Regions from separate parts of the Homo sapiens genome. Here region 2 is linked to region 1. The links are chromatin contacts, found by Hi-C or POLR2A ChIA-PET in ENCODE. All regions are on one chromosome and are shown on one strand. The core of a region is the stretch at or near the end of the contact, and the rest is flanking DNA. Distances in the headings are between cores, read along the strand shown. Region 1 overlaps CASC15 (cancer susceptibility 15). Region 2 has its middle 73 kb from the start of NBAT1.

The links. Hi-C counts contacts between places; a loop is a spot of excess contacts on that map. ChIA-PET counts read pairs that join two places held with the same protein, here RNA polymerase II (POLR2A). Pooled maps may share reads with other maps.
Region 2: a map of Calu3 shows a loop between it and region 1 (3-fold over the local background). The contact joins two enhancer-like sites. A Hi-C loop is called at or near these places in 1 of 168 maps with a recorded cell type or tissue (Calu3) and 1 of 50 pooled maps. POLR2A ChIA-PET finds 5 or more read pairs at or near these places in 3 of 52 experiments (AG04450, BJ and H1).

What each region holds. Positions count from the first base shown.
Region 1 is chr6:21,945,075-21,949,498 of GRCh38, reverse strand. All of the region lies in intron 5 of CASC15 (cancer susceptibility 15), which reads right to left. Among named protein-coding and RNA genes, the nearest start is that of NBAT1, 200 kb to the left of the region's middle. Within about 2 kb of position 1,703, at least 5 of the 41 ENCODE cell types and tissues checked have a DNase peak (open chromatin) inside an H3K27ac peak, as active enhancers do.
Region 2 is chr6:22,218,464-22,222,753 of GRCh38, reverse strand. No RefSeq gene overlaps it. Among named protein-coding and RNA genes, the nearest start is that of NBAT1, 73 kb to the right of the region's middle. RefSeq lists an enhancer at 702-1,550. Within about 2 kb of position 1,418, at least 2 of the 41 ENCODE cell types and tissues checked have a DNase peak (open chromatin) inside an H3K27ac peak, as active enhancers do.

The sequences.
Region 1 (4,424 bases), core at 454-2,953:
TTAGGATCTACTCTCTGATTATTCCTAGCTGTCGCCATATGTTGGCTTCCTGACAACAGACAGGACAGGTGCTGTCCCAGGAGACACTGCTGCAGAGAGAGGTTCCTACTTGACCACCATAACATCTGAAGTACCTAGCCCAGCTCCACAGTTGAAGGTCAAGTGGGAACAACCTGCATTCCTTCCACAGGTGTTGGCCTTTTAAAAGGAATGCAGACTTTGAGCTCCATTTATGTTTTCAAAATATTGCTTTTTCTTTGAACTAACATGGAATGTGTAACTTTATCCACAGACTGTGCAATTTTACAGCCACCCAATTTCTATGATATGACTCTTCAATATCTCAACTATTTTAAAAAATCCTTAGAGAATCCTACTATCAAGATCTAGAAAATAAAGTTTCTTCCTTTTTTCTTTGGAAAAGCTACATATAAATATGGGTGTGTGTGTGTGTGTGCCCCTTTATGCATATATGTATGTATTTTGTTGGTGTTTTTTGTTATTTGGGTCTTTTTTCTTAGGATGACAACCTTAATTAAAAGGGTCAGATTACTGAACAGCCACTTCTGACCCTCCTTTCTATGTCTGCAACACTGACTATTTAGCATAGGCCATTAAAGAACCAGAAATCATTCAGGGTAGGAAAAGGTCCTACTCCTTAATCACTTAGTCTTTAAAACAACACCAAATATGTTTGGATAATTTACAAAGATTCTACGAATTTTGCCAATGGCTGAAAAGCAATAAAAAAAAATTATGTTAATCAAATACATCAATTAAAACATTTAAAATATATGACCTCCAGAAATAAAGATTTTAGAGAACACCTCAGTTCTCTGGCTGTACTGATGTAACAGTCTTCTGGAACTATTAATAATACCTAACTCCCCCAAAATTTTGTAATACTGAAAAAAAACACAAACATAATAAACTTTTCATTTTATTTCACATATATATAATTTTCCAAGGTGAAATACACACACACATATACCTTTATAGAACTGAAATGCCAAATTCAAAACATCTACAAGATAAATTCAGACATCAGAAGGGGGTTTCCCACAATTACATTTGCAGTGCTATCAACAAAATCGGTTTATTTTAAGATTGCCTGCCCAATATATAAATTTCCCTTTGTGTTTGAAATACTTTTATCAGATAAGATAGCTTTTGTTTAAACTGCTATTTTCAGAATTTGCTTTGGGGGTTTTGAATGCACAGAGTGGAGTAACTTGAGATTTCCTATCCTGCTTTAAAATGTGTTTCTTCTGTCTGTTTGTATTTAGTAATTTCCTGTCAAATAACCTCACATAATTAACTTTCCTTGCTCCAACCTACTTCTTTTTTCCTATTCCTACTTCCTGAGGACAGTAATAAAATGCTGATTACATTCGGCTGTTATCTGCCTTTCCCTCCTTCTCCATCCCCCTTTCTCTCCCTTTGTGGAAGCCCCCACTCAGGTTTCAGCAGTTCATGGACAAAGAAAGACCTGGAACAGGAAGGGAAGCAAACCAGACTGCGGAAACTCTTGATCATCCATTCATCCATATTTACTGGGTAATGCTATTGCTGAGCCGGGCCCAGTAAGTAGTGGGAGATGTGCTCTGGTTTTTTTTTTTGTTGCTTTTTGTTTTTTTTTCTAAAATTCCACGAAATCCACAGACCAACTCCCCACTGCACTGTTCTGGTGCGTGTAGGAATGCCTCCCTTCTCCTTCCTGATCAAAGCTTGAGATGGCTGGGAAGAGAAGTCGTGCTAGGACAGGAAGAATGTCCACTAGCGTTTACAGAATTCCACTGACAGACAGAAATAGAAATTAAACCCTGCTATTTTTCATATAGCCTGCGTTACTTCTTGATAATTCATCTTTCTTTTCACACTAATTGTATACTTTGATCTAAATTAGGCAAGTAATTCACTAGCTGTATTACCTGGGCATTCCAAACACACACTTCCAAAGACATGGCATGGGGGAAAAAGCAAAAAATGTTGTGACTCTATTAAATATGAATTTATTTTGAGACAGGGTCTCACTCTGTTGCCCAGGCTGGAGTGCAATGGCATGGTCACAGCTCACTGCAGGCTTGACTTCCAGGGCTCAAGTGATCCTCCCACCTCAGCCTCCCGAGTAGCTGAGACTACAGGCACATGTCACCACGCCCAGCTGATTTCTTTTATCTTTTGTAGAAACAGTTTTATCATGTTGCTCAGGCCGGTCTCAAACTCCTGGGCTCAAGTAATCCTCCTGCCTCAGCCTCCTAAAGTGCTGGAATGACATGCATGCGCCACCACGCCTGGCCCAAATTTTAGTGTTAGAATCATACGTTCAGAACACAATGACTGATCATCTTCACATACATCAGGGTGCCCTAGCGCTATTGAAATGTTGGACCCAATAATTCTTTTTTGTGCAATGCTGTCCTATACATTGTAGGGTTTTGGTTGTGGTTTTACCCTAATACTATGAATATAGGACTCAATAATTCTTTGTTGTGGGGGGCTGCCCTGTTCAATGTCCTGTAGAATGTTTAGCTGTATCTATAGCCTCTACCCACTAGATGCTAGTTTTACCTTCACCTACCCCATTCATGACAACCAAAAATGTCTCTAGGCATTGACAAATGTCCCCTGGGTAAAAAAAAAAAATCACCCTCACTGAAAAGTGCTGATATACATTACACTCAGGGAAAAGAACCTGCTTCCTTACACACAAACCAAGTTGTAAAAAATCTAGCTACATCATCGTATGAAGAATTCAACCTTATAATTCCAGAAACGGCCTCTGTTCTGACCACTAAATATTTGAAGAAGTAAATGATGGTGACTTCATTTCATGAATATGCCTTGAGTTCACAAGTGGCAGACCCTGTTGTTCCAAACCTATTGCAAAGGGTAAAAGGGAAATCCCAAGGGACAAAAATTATAAACCTCATCATGGACCAGAAACAGACCACAAAGGCCAACTGGCAGGAGGAGCTAAGCCACAGGCTGCTGGAATCCAGAGCTATGAGCCAATGGTGCCTGGAGTTTGATACCTGATGGGCCCGTGGGTATAATTTACACCAAGCAGCTTCACTCCAGGGTGCATGCCTTAGAGAAACTCGTGAAGCACATCAGTTGGCATACACAAACAACAGTGTTCATAATGACACTGCTACTGATAGGAAAAATCTAAATGACCAAAAGTCTACTTATGGGAGAATGAGTAAATATATTGTAGTATATGCAAATGATGTAATATTATCCACAGCTGTAGTAGAAAAACTGCTGCTACCGGTAACACTAAGTCTTAGAAACATGATTCTGAATAAAGGGCAAGTCACAAGGTGACAGTATTTTTTATGAAGTTAAACATAAGCAAATCTTAAACCTATTACAGTTATTTTAAAAACCTACTGAAGCCGGGCGTGGTGGCTCACACCTGTAATCCCAGCACTTTGGGAGGCTGAGGCGGGTGGATCACAAGGTTAGGAGGTTGAGACCAGCCTGACCAACATGGTGAAACCCCGTCTCTACTAAAAAAAAAAATACGAAAATTAGCCAGGCACGGTGGCACGTGCCTGTAATCCCAGCTACTCAGGAGGCTGAGGCAGGAGAATTGCTTGAATCTGGGAGGCGGAGGTTGCAGTGAGCCGAGATTGTGCCACGGCACTCCAGCCTGGGTGACAGAGCAAGACTCTGTCTCAAAAAAAAAAAAAACCTATTGAAACCTATTTTTGAAAACCTAGTATGTATGTTTTTGAAGGCAAAAGAATGAGAAACACTATATTCAGACTAGTGGTTACCTCTGGGAAGGAAGTAGGAGGTTTTTATACATGTAGAGTGAACTCTATTGGAAATGTCTATGGTGAATTCACTTACTATTATGGTTCATAACATACCTACAGTTTGTAGGTGTATGTTCATGTGTGTGTATTTGTGCACCTTCATATGTATCAAATATTATATAACAATTTTATAATTTTTCTTCCAGGAAAAAGAAAAAAAGACCTAAGAAAAATGATGGTAAACTGAAAACAAAAGTAAATATTAAAGGATGTATTTCAATAAACTAAAAGGTGAAGCCAAAGAACAGTTATGGGATATAAGAAACCAGAAGCAAATAAATCAGTAAAATACCAGATGTCATTTGATTGATTTAAAAATTAATAACCAACTTTTTATGTTAAAAAGGGGAAAGTTGGCTGGGTACAGTGGCTTATGCCTGTAATCCCAGCACTTAGAGGCTGAGGTGGGCAGACTGCTTGAGCCCAGCATTTCGAGACCAGCCTGGCCAACATGGCGAAACTCTGTCTTTACATAAAATACAAAAATTAGCTGGGTGTGGAGGCATGCACCTGTAGTCCCAGCTACTTGAGGGGCTGAGGTGGGAGGATCACCTGAGCCCAGGAGGTCAAGGCTGAGTGAGCCATGATTGTGCCAGT
Region 2 (4,290 bases), core at 169-2,668, 270 kb before region 1:
GGGTGGGGAAAGGAGGAGGGAGGAAGGGAAGAGGAGGAGCAAGACACTAGCTGGGGGAGGAGTTCAGATTTACCAGTAGAAAAAGACTGTGCAGAAGCCCCAGGAATCCATTAGGAAGCCCGCCCACTAAGGAGTCAGCTAGATGCCCTGAATGAGGTAGAAAAGTATTCCCAGATGTGTGTTCCCCCGCTCCAACCGCTCCCCACCACCCCCAGCAGAACCATCAAGAGAGGAGGCTGGGCAACGCAGAGGAAATAAGACATTTTCAAAGACACACGCCAGAGTTGCGGAATTGCTAGTGCTGTCAAGGTAAATTTTATTCAAGGACTTCTTTTTACATAAAAAGGGCCAGTTAGAGTTATTTGTGTTTCAAATTTATTTTATTTTTCTTTATTAAAGTATAAAAAGATACATAATTTGCCTTAAGTCTTTAGGTTCAATTTGCAAATCTCATCTATTTCTAAAACGAGTAAATGTTATATAAAACAGAACAGGTTTTGCAGGGAACTTGGATTAGCGTTTGATGAACTCAAGTTACACAAAGTAAATTCCCCTTAAAACAACCAATCTCATTTTGAAAACTTAATTAAATTCCCTTAATTTTAAACTTCATTTATAAATCAAAGTACCCTATCTCATATGCCTGAGTGGGTAAATTTATGAGCTTAAGCAAAATCTTTCCAAGTTCTGAACAAATCTTTAAAGTTTAAATAAATTAAAATGACAAATATAACAAGTCTTAAATTCTTTTAAGCATGCCAATACTGATTACAAACTTACTGGTATGCATTTTGACAAGAATGAAAAATTACAAGAATCAATTGCATGTTTAAAATTGGAATCAAGAGGCTGATTTCTCAGATTTCATTTCAAGCCTTCTTATTCTAAGTGTGGTCAGAGGGGCAGCAGCATGGGAACACCTGGAGCTCATCAGGAATGTGGACTCTCAGGTCCCACCAGGAACTACTGACTCAGAGTCTATAGCATTAGTCAAAGAGAGGGCAGGAAAGGGGTATTTCCTTCAGTTTTTGAGCTGATATAGGTGCCAGGGTGATATGGTCCGTCGATTCATCCATTTTTCCTTCTCTTTCTTCGGTTTTAGTAGCATACAACAATCCAGAAAGCAAATCATATCTTCAATCTCATATTAAAGTTTTCCAACTAGAAGAAGCAGAAATACTGTGGTTTAAAAGAACCAAGTCGTGCTGGTGAAAGATAGGTCTGGTTGATTTTAAGAACCATACTGGGCATAAAAGGAAGAGAAGTAATTTTTTGTAAATGGACCCCCTCGCTGAGTGGAAGTTACTGCCTGAATCAGCTGCACACAATATAAACTCCTGGCAGGAGTTTCTCTGTGAGTCAGATATCAAAGTCTTCTACAAAGTGGGATGGGCACTGTGGCAAGTTGGTATAGCCACGTTTCTTGAACTGAAAAGGATAAAAAGATAAGTAGAAAGGCACACTGTGAATGTCACGTAATTAAATACCTGGCCAAAATGAGCAAGAGCTACCTTACCCTGAGCCTAGCTAGGTCAGTGTGTGGTGCTCACCTGGAAAGAGGAATAAGATCAAGTAGGTGTAAAACCCTCACATAAGGGGTCTTACTGTGTGGGGTTCAGGGCTAGCCTGCTGACATAATAGTGACATTGGAAAGCAAAGTCCTGCCACGGTCCCTCCATCAATAATGGAAACATGGAGGCAAGATCTCCAAAAGCAGGGTACGCTGGAGAGGCAAGGCCCCTACTGGGGCTTGAGAAGGAAGAGAAAGGTGACAGAATCAGAACAGACCATGTCGGAGGCTTCACAATAGCTGGGAGAAGTACAGAATTTGGGCCTGGGCACAGTGTCTCGTGCCTGTAATCCTAGCAGTCTGGGAGCCAAGATGGGAGGATCACTTGAGCCCAGGAGCTTGCGATCAGCCTAGGCAACACAGAAAGACCCCATCTCTACCAAAAAAAAAAAAAAAAAAAAAAAAAGCCGGATGTGGTGGCGCATGCCTGTAGTTCCAGCTACTTGGGTGATTGAGGCGGGAGGATTGCTTGAGCCCAGGAGGTTGAGGCTGTAGCGAGCCTTGATTGCGCTGAGACCCTGTCTGGGGAAAAAAAAAAATTTAGGAGATGGAGTATGAATAAACAAAGCAACATTCCCTGGTGCCACGCAAGGCTGCCTCCGCAGAGGCATTCCTGTGCTTAGCTTGGTTCTAAGGCAGCTACACAGTGAAGGAAGCTGATACTAGGAAGCAGGGATGCTCCGTCTAGGCACTGGAAAGCCTGAAGTTTCCTAGGCCCCCTAGGGTAGAGTAAGATGAATCCAATGGTCAGAGGGGACTGCATTCTTGTAGAAAGGTGTCCAAGAACTTCCACTGGCAAGTCAACTGTAGGTGCCAATCTACTTTTTGCAAAAGCTGTTGCAGTTTAGGACAAGAGTTACAAATGCAAAAAAAAAAAAAATCATTTAGTTTTATTGGACAAAGTCCAAAAAACTAAATACACCAAAGCAAACCAAAATTCTGTTCATTTTCTGTTCGCATCGTGCTGCTAAAATGCATGCCACACCCGACTGTTTTAGGTTTGGGCCCAAGGAGAATTCCTTATAAATAAAATCCATATTCCCCTGGCATCCTTTAAGTCCTGGAGGCAGAACTGCACGTTCACCCTAGTATCATTCCAGTCCTCTCTTTTTGTAAACGACTACAACTACCAGAAGTCTAGTGGCTCAAATTTCCCCTGGAGTTTTTTGTTACGTAATTGCCAGATTAAAATAATTTTGTGTAGCAATAAATTTAAATGAAACATGTTTTCATTCAAGGTCCAGAGTGAAATTATAGACTCAGTGTCCCTACAATGTTCAGTAGCTAAGCCATGTTCTTTCCAATGTCTTTTTTTTTTCCCGTTTGTGCTGCACTGGCTAGATTTATCAGAACCTGTTTGAAACCAAGGTCATGTCTGTAATAGACAAATTAGTTTTAATTTCAACCATCGATATGCTTTTGAAAATCACTGCAAGGACAAACTAATAATTTTGAGAATACAGAAGTGTTCCTTTTGATAACAAGATATCTAGAATAACAGTGAAGATTTTTAGCCAATTAATTTTCTACACAATGCTAAATAAGTAAATAGCTTAAAACAAACATATCAGTTGACTTAAATTTTAAATATTATTGTTCCTGAATACAAAATAGTTTTCAGGTACAAAAAATAGGAAACTGCTGGCTAAAAAGGGATCACCCCTATTAATTTGTTTCAATTGGAATATCATTATAGTCTGTTGCCAATAAACGATGTCATCAGGTTTTTCTCATGAGGGTTAATTAATGGTAACAACTAGTGACTGAGATTAGAAGGGAGAAGGCGAGAACAGAGTTCTTTCTTGAGCTGGAAGATGTTTCCTCTATATATGTATGCAGGCTACAAAACTGAAAAATAACTTACCATTAGAATTACACTACAGTGGGCTATGACATATAATATATTTTTCTTTGACTTAAGAATTTTCCACCACCAAAGATGGATTTATCCTCAGGCCGCTTGTGTGCTATACCAGTGGACCTGCAACTTAAGCATTTGCTCTGCTCAGGGGAGAATTATTGCTTCCTATTAATTTATGGTTTAGAGAATGTTTCAGCGATAAAGCTGAAAAATTAATTTCAGATTGGTCCCAGAGGGGTTGCTTTTAATAGTTCTGTTAATTCATTTTGGGGAGGATCCCTATGAAAGTTTATGAAAATGGCAAAGACTCACTAGCCCATCTCTAATCTGGATTTTATTTGAAACAGACCTCATCCTTCTAATTAGAGTTGTTAGAACCTACTTTAATTTTATCAATAATAATTAACATTTCTATCGTACTTCAGTTTACAAAGTGCTTTCTCATAATCTATTAAATTTTGGAATCATTACAGTAATCTAATGAAGTAGTGTATTCGTTTCTTATTACTGCAACAACAAATTACCACAAACTTAGTGGCTTAAAACAACACAAATTGATTGTATTACATTGTCAGAAGTCGAAGTCCAAAACAGGTCTCACTGGACTAAAATCAAGGTGTTGGCAGGTGTGCCTTCCTTCCAGAGGCTCTAGGGGAGAATCTGTGTGCTTGCCTCTTCCAGCTTCTAGACGCCACCTCCATTCCTTAGCTCATGGTCCCTTCCACCTTCGAAGCCAGGCAGCAATATACAGTCAGGTGTTTCTTAAGCTGCATCACTCTGACTCTGCTTCTATTCTCATATCCCCTCCCTCCCTCCCTCCCTCCCTCCCTCCCTCCCTCTTTCACTTTTAAGAACCCAA